Regions from separate parts of the Mus musculus genome. Here region 1 is linked to region 2. Evidence: chromatin contacts called from ENCODE Hi-C or POLR2A ChIA-PET data. All regions are on one chromosome and are shown on one strand. Each heading gives the region's core, a stretch centred on a gene start or an enhancer-like site at or near the end of the contact. The rest is flanking DNA. Distances are from core to core; before and after follow the strand shown. Region 1 holds the start of 1700040D17Rik (RIKEN cDNA 1700040D17 gene). Region 2 holds the start of Rorc (RAR-related orphan receptor gamma).

The links. A loop is a pair of places that touch in the nucleus more often than their neighbours do. ChIA-PET counts read pairs that join two places held with the same protein, here RNA polymerase II (POLR2A).
Region 1: a loop to region 2 is called in a map of left cerebral cortex, with 2.0 times the contacts of the local background. The contact joins the promoter of 1700040D17Rik here to the promoter of Rorc in region 2. A Hi-C loop is called at or near these places in 8 of 37 maps with a recorded cell type or tissue (CH12.LX, T-helper 2 cell, adrenal gland and 1 more). POLR2A ChIA-PET finds 5 or more read pairs at or near these places in 2 of 5 experiments (Patski and embryonic stem cell).

The regions. Positions count from the first base shown.
Region 1 is chr3:94,410,081-94,416,329 of GRCm38, forward strand. It overlaps 1700040D17Rik (RIKEN cDNA 1700040D17 gene), which reads right to left and starts at 2,875. Exons shown (of 2, transcript NR_152121.1): 1 at 2,614-2,875; 2 at 1-86. It overlaps Tdrkh (tudor and KH domain containing protein), which reads left to right and starts at 3,164. Exons shown (of 14, transcript NM_001357711.1): 1 at 3,164-3,282.
Region 2 is chr3:94,368,514-94,375,183 of GRCm38, forward strand. It overlaps Rorc (RAR-related orphan receptor gamma), which reads left to right and starts at 4,281. Exons shown (of 11, transcript NM_011281.3): 1 at 4,281-4,418; 2 at 6,522-6,551. The coding sequence starts at 4,379. It overlaps Gm38411 (a long non-coding RNA gene), which reads right to left and starts at 2,510. Exons shown (of 3, transcript XR_867461.1): 1 at 1,316-2,510; 2 at 1-335.

The DNA.
Region 1 (6,249 bases), core at 1,625-4,124, 40 kb after region 2:
TGGCTCACAACCTTCTGTAACTCCAGTTCCTGGGAATCCAGCACCTTCTTCTGGTCTCTTCACACACCAGGATTACACATAGTATGCTGATAGACATGAAGATAAAATATTTGTCCATGAAATAAAATAGACTCAAAGATAGGTAAGAATTTGAATAGTATAAAGGTGGTATTCAAAAATATAGAACATATGAAAAGTTGGGTAAAACAAAGTTGTACATCTGTCTCACATCTTTATGCCATAATAAATTCCAGAAGAGTCAAAAATTTATATGTTCAAAAATACAAAATGTCTTTTTTAAGAAAAACAAGGGTTTTAAAAATAATTTTTAGTAATGAAAGACTTTTCTAAATGATATGAACCCCAAAAGTTATTTTTAAAAAATGTTGATAAATTCAACTACATAAAAATTACTGGAGCTGTGAAGGTGGTTCAGCCAGTTAAAGGCCTGCTCTGTAAACGTGAAGACCTAAGTTGGGATTGGTGCACTCACATAAAAAGCCTGAGGCAATGTCTCGGGAGTGAAGGATGAGGCTGGTCTTTGCAGCTCACTGGCCAGCTAGCCTAGCCTAAACACTAGTTCCAGGTTCAGTGAGAGACTCTGTCTGGTATTATGTTTTGCTTTTGTTGTTGTTGTTTTGCTTTCTGAGACAGGATTTCTCCTTGTTGCCCTGGCTGTATAGAACTCACTCTGTAGACCAGGCTAGCCTCGAATTCAAAGATTACCTACCTCTGCCGTCTGAATGTTGTGATCAAAGGTGTGCACCATTATTTACCAGCCTGGTTGGTTAGTTGGCTGGTTTGCTTGTTTTTAAGGTGGAAAATGATTGAGGAAGGTGTCTGTGTTCAATGTTTGATCTCTAGCTTCACACACACACACACACACACACAATGCTCTTGTACAGCAAAACCATAAACAAAGTTTGAAATTACATAGAATAGAGGCTGGAAAGATTGCTTACCAGTTAAGACACTGGCTACTATTCTCTAGAGGACTCTGGTTCAGTTCCCAGCACTCACATGACAGCTCACAACCACTTGTCACTCCAGTTCCAGTGGATCCAAGCCTCTGTAGGCACCAGGCACACACATGGTGCACATATATGCATGCGGGCAAAATACTCATAAAAATAAGATTTAAATAAAAATGGAAAACAGAGTAAACTTGAAAGAGAGGGAAGTGCTTACTTCTAACATATGTACAATGAATAACTATTAGGATTTAGTAAGTAGTAAAATATTAACAAAGCATGTAAACAACTTGCATAAAGTACAACTTAAACACATTACATGCAGCCTTACTTACAATAAATGAAATGAAAATCAAAGTTGCAATAACATGTTAATTTCTATTATTGGGTTGTCCAAAAAAAAAAAATCAGGCTGTGTGACAACATATGGTGTCAGTATGCTATCATACAGGTCCTTTTCATGCATGCCTGGTAGGTGCAAAACTTTTTAAACTTCTGTGGAAGGCAATCTGGCAATACTAAATCAAAGCCTTTTCAAATATTGTTAACTGAATAAAAACTGGAAAAAATGTTTGTGGGAAAATCTTTGCAAAGCTGTGTACATTCAAATGAAATAACAAGGCACAATTCTTTGAGCTAATGTTTGTATTCGTTAAGTAGTTACCATGGGGATAGTCATTTAAAAGCAAAATTAATCTGAGCATGGTGATACATGCCCAGGTGCATCTCTAAGTTTGATTCCAGCCTCATCTACAAAGAGAGACCCTGTCTCAAAACAACAAAACAAAACTGGTCCACCCAAAGAGTTCCAAGCCATCCACGACTATATAGAGATACTGTGTCTTATAAGTAAAAAAAAAAAAAAATTAAAGTGCAAAGTGAAGTATGCTTAAAAGTAAACATGTTAAAAGTTCTGGTTAAATACATCTTCTATATCCCTGTCATATCTTGAGATTTAACTAAGAGTCAGAAAGGTAGTTGCTTTGAAACACTAACATATATAAAAAGGAAGTTATAAAATTATATCTATAGCATGTTTTCAGCTGTGCAAAAATACATTTACGTGTATTTTAAGTGTGGGATGAAAAATTTCCCAAGAAACTGGTTGTACTGGTTGCCTCTGAAGGGACATTTTCTTCAATAACCTTTTGTTACTTGTGAATCTTCTTGAAAGTGCATGTATTATTTACCCAAATATATATTTTGGATGACTAGAAGGCGAGCATGTTTGCAAGCCCAGCTACTCAAGAGCCTAAGGGAACAAAATTTGAGAACAGCCTGGACAACATAGCAACATATAACAGTAGTAGTGGTAATAATAATAATAATAGGAAATTGACCCAAAGACATCTGGGTCAGACACAATGCTAGCTATGTTCACTCAACAAATGTTTAATGAGTATTCATCATGTGCCAGCACAAAACATCTCCTGGAGACTCGGAGCGACTGTGCCCTCGCCTCAAAGTGAAGGTGGTAGCAGGGCCAACCGTTCCTAACGGTTCGGGAACGACCCAGACGGCGGCTGGAATTCAGTTTTTCAAGCAAACCGCTGCCTGCCAAATCCTCCCCCTTCCACAGGTCCACGGCCCCGGGGCAAGGCAGGGGGCCCCTGCTGGCGCGCTCCTCCCATAGCTGCCTTACCCAGGTGGTGGCCACGGTGACTTTCGGTCCACGTGGCGTGTGCAGCGCCCGCCCCCATTTCACTCCTTTAACATAGTTGCTTTCCTGTCCCCTGGCTAAGATGGGGGTAGGGGGTCCATCCAGGCAGAAATTCTTAACAGATAAAGTGGCGCCGCAATCAGGAGGTGGCTTCCCCCAAGGCCGCTGGCCGCGGAATGACTCCGTAGGCCTCGGGACACCCACGAGTGACCCAATCCCCCGACCCTCGGAGCGCCAAAGTCCCTCGCGGCTTAAAGCAGCACAACCTCCTAGAGGAGGACCGAGGACTCCAGAAGCCTCTAATTGGCTGTTTAATTCTCAGCAGGTGCGAGCTCCATTAAAAGCATCGGCTTCCCCGGGCTCTAACTGGCTGTGGACGTGGGCGGGCTTGGATTTTCATCCGGGTAATTGGACTTGAGCGCGCACCAGCCACGTCGCTCACGGCAGTCCGCAGAAGGATTGGCTGCGGCGGAGGAGCGCGATTGGTCAGACTTCAAAGTGAGCGTTGATTGGTGAGGATGCGCTGCGGGGGCGGAACAAGCGGCTGCTGAAAAGCGACCCGCTAGGCGGCTGCGCTGAGGGAGCGACAGGGCGGCGGCGGCGGGGGTGAGGTGCGAGGCGAAGCGCAGAGCGCGCAACTCTGGAGGAGCGGTAAAGGCAGGGCGCGAGAGGGAAGTTTGGGGTGTGGGAGAAGCAGAGCGGTAGGGACCCTGGCAATTGGAAGACCGAAGCGCGGGACTGAGGGTCGGGAGGCGTGGGACACTTGGGGGCTAGGAGTGAGGCCCTCGCGGATCACCGCGTGGGGCAGCTGTGCTGGGAGCTAATAACCAGACTCAGATCAGGGGCTCTGGGCCGGGGAGCTAGGCCCCCAGGATTGATAGGACGTTCACCACAACTCAGCACTCCTAAGCCGGCTCTCTTTGAAACGAGGGACCTTTTATTAATTTGCCTTTTACCTTCCTCAACTTAGTCCAGTGACTGTTTGTAGCTGCAGGGTGTTTTGTTGCAAGGTGTTTTGTTTTCTTTTAGTGGCGGAGCCTGTGACAGTCAGCTGGTTTTGAACTCAAAATCCTCCAGCCCTTGCCTCTGAAGTGGTGGAAGTACAGTACAGGCCAGCACCAGAACGCTCTAGATTGGATTGATTGTCTATCAATCTTCCTTTCTCAAATTTACTTGTAATATCTGGTTAGATTTGCCTGTTGGTTGGTTGGTTGGTTTTTGTTTTTGTTTTTGTTTTTTTAAGGTTTATATATTTTATATATGTGAGTGCATCGCTGCTGTCTTCAGACACACCAGAAGAGGGCGTCAGATCCCATTACAGATGGTTGTGAGCCACCATGTGGTTGCTGGGAGTTGAACTCAGAACCTCTGGTAGAGCAGTCAGTGCTCTTAACCGCTTAGCCATCTCTCCAGCTGATTGGTTGGTTTTTGAGACATCTCTTGTAGTTAACCCAGACTGGTCAAGAACTTGTCCTGTAGCCATCCTTAAACTGCTGATCCTTCTACCTCCACCTTTCAGGTACTGGTATTTGGGAGATTGGACACCTGGCTTCCTTACCATCACCACTCCCAAACAGGATTTCATGTCACCCACAGTGGCCTTGTACTTGTTATGAATGAATTTAGGCTCTAGTTCTTTCTGTCTCCACCTCCTCTCTGTTGGGGTTATATGCATGTGTTGTCACACCAGGCTCAGACCGCTTTGGTGTTTTAAGTAAAATCCTGGTTGGTTTGCCTGATTTGAGTTCACTAGCCTATCCCTTATGATATTATCCCTTAGTAACACACTTAGCACAAATTTACTTGTAATATCTGGTTAGATTTGCCTGTTGGTTCAAATGGATATCACCCAGCAAACCTGTCCTCGTCACAGGCATTTACCCTGTGACATATACTCCGTCCACAAAAATCAGTGTTTTCTGGCATACCATCTACCAGGTGTCCCATTCAGAAACTTTATAACTAACTCCTTTACTTTGCCCTCTACCTTACCATAAATCAATTGCTAGGTCTTCAGTATTTGTACTACCAATTCATGCTCTGGTTTTTCTATTATGGATACATGCACTAGATATCTATTGGTCTGTTACTACTACTTTCAGTTCATTCTCATAACAGACAGAGTCATTAATCAAGAATTACAGGGGCCAATAAGATGGTTAATGCAACAAAGGGAAACTTGATGAAGTCAATCATCAAAAATGACGATTGAGACTAAGAGAGAACCAACTCCACAGAACTGTCCACTGACCATCACACTTCTGTCTTGACACACAGTTGTCAAGACAACTGATTCCCAAATGTCCTCCAACCTCTGTATTCATGCCAGGACACTTACTTGCATGGACATAAATAAATGTGATTAAAAAGCAGCCTGACATGTGCTGAGAATGTAAGTTTGGGACACTGTGAAAGTCAGGATTTAGGAAATTTGGATGCAGATTCAGAAAAATATCAGATATTCTTAACTATGATTCTGATAGTTTCAAAACTGAAAAACTAGTGCTATGGGCTTCTATAAAGAGACACTAATGACTGACCTTCAGAACAGTTATTTCCCTTGCATATTCTAAAACTGGTGGACTAGTTATCTTAAGGAAAATCTTTTTATATTTCTAAGCCCCAGTTTCCTCAGTTTTAACATGAATGGAACAAAAGAATCTTTTAAGATCCAGCCCAGTTCTAAAATTGATTTCTACGCCATATAACATGAATTATGAGATCAAATGTAGCATAAAATAAGAACATGAAAATACATCGAGCTGGACTTACTTTGATTTTCCTCTAGGGTATGCACGCCTCCCTTGTCATCCAAAAAGTTCCTTGAAAACAGCTAAGTTTTTCTTGTCTACTATGTTCTCAGAACCAAGTCTATATTGGAACTCTATTAATTTGAGTAAATTGGCAAGAGATAAATATACAGTATCTTTTTCTCTGAGATTAACTTACTTTTATTTATATATGTGTGTGGATGACTGTGGAGGCCAGAAAAGGGTGTCAGATCTCCTGGAGTTGGAGTTACCTGATGTGGGTGTGGGGATCAAATTGGGGACCTCTATAAGACCAGATGCAAATGTTTGTGCAAGATTCTGTGGTTGTTGTGGGGGTGCTGCAGCTTGGGACCTTAAGACACAGACTTGGGATCCTACTATTAAGCTACACTTCCAGATGCAAATTGTAATACCAGTAGAAAAATAAAAATCCATCTCTAATACCAGTTTATATTCGCTCCTGGCAATGAGATTTCCATACTAGTCTCTTCTCTCTCTTGATTTTTTTTTAATCTAGGTTTTTAGGGGGAGCACATTTATATCAGTTTTATTGCAGAGTAGGTTCTGTATTGATGAGTATGTTATTAACCTTACTTAGAACAAAAGTTATTTTTTGAAGTTGAAGACATTTTAATTTTATATGTGCACACACCTATATGCATGTTCATATGTTCATGGGCACATATGTATGTGTAGATGCTAGAGCTTGTGAAAGCCTAAAGTTGACACTCAAGTGTCTTCCTCAATTTCTCTGTTTTATTTATTGAGACAGGTTCCCTCATTAAACCCACCAATTTTGTCTAGTCTAGTTGGCCAGTTAACCCTAGGGATCCAGTCTTTGCCTCTG
Region 2 (6,670 bases), core at 3,031-5,530:
TTCCCGCTACTCCTCCATACTGGGGCTCTACATAGGTACCAACGGGGATGCAGAAACCACGGATGTGCCAAAGAGCTTGCAATGTCTTTTTTTTTTTTAATGGCCAAGATTTCATCCACTCCCCAAGTCATTCTGGGGAGTTGAAGTCTCCGTAAGCCTGAAGCTCAAAGAAAGGTAGTCTCTACTGCACTGCAGTAGAGAGGCTCCAGTGAAAGATGGCGCCCTCTGGGCCAAGCCAGCCTCTGCATGCTGCCCAAACCCCAGAGGTTTCCTTTTTACCTGCTGCCTTGGGTCCTCCCTGGAAGGACAGGACTGTGCTGAGCTTTAAGTGGTTTCTGCGGTTTTAAGGGGTGGGGAGGAAGGGAAAGAAGAGTTGGTGACTGCTCCCCATTTCCAAGCCGCCGCCACCACCCACCTCCAGGTTGTTTGCCCCCTGCTTTGAGATTCCTGGGCCTGATAAGAGGACTGGGCACGTGGGGTAGAGTGATTCTCTGATCCCTATCAGCCTCTTCCTTGCATAAGAATGTATTTGAGTTTGCTAGGCCCGGCATAGTCTCACAAGAGAGAGCTATATCTGGGTCCTTTCAGCAAAATCTTGCTAGTGTATGCAATGGTGTCAGCATTTGGAAGCTGATTATGGGATGGATCCCTGCATATGGCAATCACTAGATGGTCCATCCTTTCGTCACAGCTCCAAATTTTGTCTCTGTAACTCCTTCTATGGGTGTTTTGTAGAAGTGGATGATCACAGTCAGCTATTGGATGGGTCACACGGCCCCCAATGGAGGAGCTAGAGAAATTACCCAAGGAGCTAAAGGGAACTGCAACCCTATAGGTGGAATAACAATATGAACTAACCAGTACCCGGGAGCTCTTGTCTTTAGCTGCATATGTATCAAAAGATGGCCTAGTTGGCCATCACTGCAAAGAGAGGCCCATTGGACTTGCAAACTTTATGTGCCCCAGTACAGGGGAACGCCAGGGCCAAAAAGGGGGAGTGGGTGGGTAGGGGATTGGGGGGGGTGGGTATGGGGGACCTTTGGGATAGCATTGAAAATGTAAACGAGGAAAATACCTAATAAAAAAAAAAAGAAAAAAAAGAATGTATTTGAGGAGGAAATAGCCCCTGCTCTGCTTTAGAAAGCACTGTTCCTACAGAAAAGAGCCTTGGTTACAGCAAGCCAGGGGTGGGGAGCTGGGGGTGGGGGTGGGGGTCAGGCAAGAACACCCAGGGGGCATAATCACCACAACCTACTCTGAGCTTTACCAGCCCGGTAAATCCCAAGGTCACACTGGATGACAGCTGTACACTCACCCTATGGCCACTGTGGGAGGAACAAATAGTTGAAGCTGTTGGAACAGTTCCTCCTGTGGGCGTGATCTCCTGATAGCTGGAAGCACAGAGAACTCTCTGGTGGCAGTATCAGTCTGAATAGGGAACCCCACCCTAATCACCCACCCCCCCATGCTGGAGGCAGGGCCAAAAGCTGGGTAGGATGATGCCTGTAATCCCAGCCCTCAGAAGGCTGAAGGAACTGGATAGCCATGAATGTTCAAGGCCATCTTGGACTACTGAGTGAGATCATCTTAGCAACACGTAGGAATGAAGGTCTCGAATGCTGAAATGAAAGAGTAGCTTAGAAGAAAGCCACTCTCAAGCCAGGACCCGGTCGCTTCCTGAGCCCTCACAGTCATTCTGACAGTGCCAGGCAGTGTCTGCCACTGCCATACTGTGTGGCATCTGAAAGCATCCCTAGGGGCCTCCACCCTGTGCCTCTAGCTTGAGGGAGGGGTCATCTGGAAGGTCTTAAGACCCATAATCACCAAGAGAAAAGGACCTGGTCAGCGATGCAGGTCTGTAACCCCAGCACACCCAAGGCAATGTTGTGAGTTGGAGGTCACCCTAGGAAAATGAGAGGAGGGGCGGGGTTCAGCAGTTAAGAGCACAGGCTGCTCTTCCAGAAGAACCCAGGTTCAATTCCCAGCATCCACACAGTGGCTCACAGTCATGTATGACTCCAGTTCCAGGGCACCTGATATCTTTTTCTTTCCTGCATAGTGAACCAAACACACAAATGGTGCACAAATAAACATGCAGGCAAAACACCCATACTATTAAAAAAAGATAAGTGAAAAGAAGAAAGAAGAACAATAACTAAGGGAGATGAAAGCGAGCTGGTGAGGCACAGAAAACTGAGCAGTGATGGGCAGATAGGAGCACAGAAGAGCAGGAGGGGATAGCTCTGGGATAGAGGCAGGCCATTAAGGTCCCCATCCTTTGAGTGCCCTAACCTTTCCAGAAGCCTCTTTCTGACTCTGTTCCTAGGTAGGGGTGCCATCACTTTGCCTCTTTTCAAAGCTCTCCAGATTGGCATTGTGTTTTGAGAAGAACAGTATACATGGGCCTGTTTACCACCAAAGACCGTGAAGTCAGAGATGACCTAGTCAGTGGAGTACTGCCACAAACACACTGGGGTCAAGGGTTTTGGGGGGTTTTTTGGTTTTTTGGTTTTTGTTTTTTAAGATTTATTTATTTTATGTATATGAGCACACTATCACTCTCTTCAGACACACCAGAAGAGGGCATCAGATCCCATTACAGATGGTTGTGAGCCACCATGTGGTTGCTGGGAATTGAACTCAGGACCTCTGGAAGAGCAGTCAGTGCTCTTAACCACTGAGCCATCTCTCCTACCCAAGGGTCAAGGTTTAATCCCCCAGAACCCACATCACAAAATGGGTACAGTGGTAGATAGGTAGGTAGGTACTTGTAGTCTCAACAATGGGGTCGTAGAAACCCTAGAAATCACTTGCCAATCTGGCTAACCAAGATGGCGAGTTCTCCGTTCCATGGGAGACCCTGTCTCAAAAAAACAAAACAAAACAAAACAAAACAAAAAGGTAAAAGGTAATTGAGGCAGACATCAAATTTTAATCTCTATCCTCCACAGACATGCACACTCACACGTGTACACACACCCACCTATACAGACACACACATATATGTATACATATAAAGGACTTAGGACTAGTCAAAGCCTCAAAGGCCCTCAAAAGTCACCCTACACCCCTACACTTTTCAGTCTCCCTGGGGCTAAGAACGGCTATTCCTCCTAATCTTTGTCTCTGACTCTTAGGAGACTCAGCTCCCTAGAGCACTGGGTGCTACTGGTTGCACAGTGTGAAGCTCCACGGAGGGCCAACGGTGGAGAATGGAATGCTGGGAGCGAAGGGACAGCTGCCTGCCCTCTCCACGCCAGGTGCCACGTGCACCAGGTGGAGGGAGTGGGCGAGTCACGAGGCCCTGGCGTGGCCGGCTCCTGCCCTGCTGTTTACCAGCTGGAGAAAGCAGGAGGAGGGGTTGGGAGCCTCCTGCTCCCAGCCTGGCCCCTAGCCAGCGGTTGTTGGGTAAGCAGGAAAGCCAGGCACAGCTAATCAAACTCTGGGCAGAGGACATGCCGAACTGAGGCATCCAATATTCACAGAAGTCTTGGCTCTTGGTCCTTCTCAGACTCCAGTGCAGGCCTTTATGTGAACAGAATTACGGGGTCGTGGGGGAGGGGGAAGGGAGAACCGGGAGGAGGGGGGAGGATTCCCTCCTCTCAACTTGTTGGTCCAGTGCAGTTGCTCTCTTCTGCTCTCCCTCCAACACCCCTCACCTCTCAATTTGCTCTTCCTCCTCCACACCTCCCCCCACCACACCAGAAGTATGGGAAGCATCTAGAAGCCTGGAAAATCCAGAGGTGGGCAGCATGGAGTTAGAGAGAGGCAAAGCAAGACATGTGCTGGGGGAACCCAAGCTGCAGGGAAGTATATCTGATCCCATCCTGGAGATCAGAGTGCACACACACACACACACACACACACACAGAGGCTGTCTTTTCTCTTCACTCTTCCTGCCTCCCTTTCTTGCTATTCTGTCACCTGTCCTAAAAAAGTTACAGAGACCAGGTTCAAATCTCAACTCAATCACGAATTGCCCTTGTGAATTCCTGGCAAGTCTTTTCTATTCTGGGCAGCAATTGGTTCATGATTATGAATAATCACTCGTGCCTGTAGGGGGTTATCATGTGGGATTCCAAAAAACAAACAAAAAAATTCTGATTTACCTACAAGGCCTGGCAAAAACTCAGCATACAGTAGGTAATTAATAAGTACTAGCTCCCTTTCACCTGTTTTTCCTCAAGACTCCAGACACTGGTCCACTGCTCTCTCCCTGAGTCCCCTCCTGTGCCAGGACACTCTGCCAGCCACTCCTTTCCCCTGCCTGCTGACGGGCCAGGTGCTCCCTCCCTCTTCCCTCCTCCCTCCCTTGGGCCCTGCTCCCTGCCCTCCTGGGCAGCCAGGGCAGCAAGGACGGCACCAAGGGAGCTACCCCATGGACAGGGCCCCACAGAGACACCACCGGACATCTCGGGGTAAGAGACCCTAAAGCCCTGCAGGCAGGTGGAAGGGACTGTCAGGGGGCTCAGAGGAGGGGAGGGAGGCGAAGAGACTGGGAAAGAAAGAACTGGGGAGAAGAGAGGTGAGCAGAGGGGAGATGGACTGGCAGACAGAGCAAAGCGGTGAGGTAGGACCGAGTCTTTACATAACTGTAGGGGGGGGACAGGAAGAGGGCCTAGGGTAACAGCAGGAGACCTGGGAAGACGGGGAGGGCAAGAAGGAAGAGACAGGTTGGAGTGGGGGCAGGAGGGAGGAGCTGTGTTAGGGAGGCTTGATCGAGAGGATGGGAATGGGGCTGGCTCCCAGGTGTGAGCAGGCCCCTCCCTGCCTGCCACAGAACCCTGGGCAGCAGCGGCTGGAAGGGTGACTCTCCGCCTTCCTATTCATTCACAAGTGGCTGCCGTTCTGGCGCAGGGGCTGGGGGTGGGGGACCTGGGAGAGAAGATGCAGTTGCACCATGCCAGCTGCTCTAGCCCAGCAGTCCCACGCTTTCCTTCAAGCTGGTCCGAGCACGGAGTTTTATCTTTGCTGTGTGAGGCACCTGTGGAGCACAGAAAGGAACTGGGGAACAGTCCCCCGATGGAGTGAGGAGGGAGCCCTTCAGAACAGGACATCCCCTCCCTCCCTCCCATGCTTGTCAGCTGGGAACCTAGAGAGAGTGAACGACAGAAGTGCCAGCTTCTAGGGCCACTAGAGAAAGGCTCCGGGGTGGGAGTGGGAGTGGGGGCCAACAAGGGGAGTGTCCCCATGCAAGACTGCTCTGAATTGCAAAGTTGGAGGCTGGACAAGGGTGCCACGTCAGGGAGGAAACTGAGTAGGGCCAGACAGGATTAGCAGGGAGGTGGGCATGGCATGAAGCCACACCCTCTCTGGGCAGACCTTCCCCTCCCCCACCCGGGGAACAGGCTACCAGGCCCCATTTACTATCACGGCAATGAAATGCAGGAAGCCTGGCTGCAGAGTGCATCTCCTGGCAGAGGGACAGTGAAGGAGGGACAGGACATGTGTGCCAGGCTTGGACAGCAGAAGGCAAAAAGTAACAGAAAGGAATCAAAGGTTAGGGACATTACAGACAGGGCTAATGGGCTTTCTGGAACAGAAGACTGGCCCTAGGCACCCTGGATATAGGAAATGGGTTGCGGCCTCTTTTGCCAAGGGCTCCCTCTCTAGGTGTTTCCCAAATACTGACTGCATGCTGATTTCATCCCAGATATGTAAACAGCCCTGTAACTATGCAGTAACCATGACTCTCCCCTCAGCTGCTGCTCCCCTGGACAGCAGAGCATCTCTGTAAACCTCCACGAACCATGGGGTGCCTCCTCCTGTCTGATCTCCACCCAGACCCATCCACGAGCAAAGCAGCAAGGCAAAGGGATCTTCCCTCTGCAGGCTTGTGGGCAGGTGAAGCACAGTGGCGGCCAGAGAGGGTCTATCTGCAGCTCGGCCCTCCTTGTCTTCCTCTTCGCCCACCCTCCCCATGCACTCCCAGCCCCACACCTCTGCAGCTCCCTCTTGCTTTCAGGCACAGATAAGCAACCAAAAGACTGCATTCCCTCTGGGTGCAGAATATGTGTGTACGTCAAATGCACCAGATACTAGAGGGTTCTTGCTGTTCCCCAGAGCAACAAGCTGAACAAGACAGACAGAGGCTCTGTCTCCAGACGGGCTTACAATCTAGAAGGGATGATGGCATACCTAGGGCAGTTGTCTGTTATGTCAAGTGCCAGGAAACAATGCAGAGTGCTGGCTGAGTAAACCCCAGGGCAGGGGACAGGGCATGGGAGGCTGCCCCAGAGGAAAAGAGAGACATCTGAGATCTAGCTAAATGGGGGAGGGAGGGTAGAGTGTGACATGAGGAAGTCCTGGAGGCAGAGAGGAGCTGGGCACTTTCAGGACCTGGAAGAGGGCCAGTGTGGCCAAAGGGCAAAGTGATGGGCTCTGCCAAGGGGCCCAGCTTCTCAGAGGCCAGGTAGTGCTGGGGTAAAAATGGGGCAGGGCAGGAGCCAGGAACTGGGGAAGTCTTTGGCTTTTCCCCTAACATCTTCAACTATTCACTGATCCCTTCCTTCTCTTTACAGAGCTGCTGGCTGCAAAGAAGACCCACACCTGTGAGTAGGGGTTTGGGCCAAGAAGGTGGCACGGGGTATGGCAAAAGCATTCAGTTCAGGAGGCATGAGTGAAAGAACACCCGGGACTGGACAGAATTGGAAGAATCAGGCTAAGACTG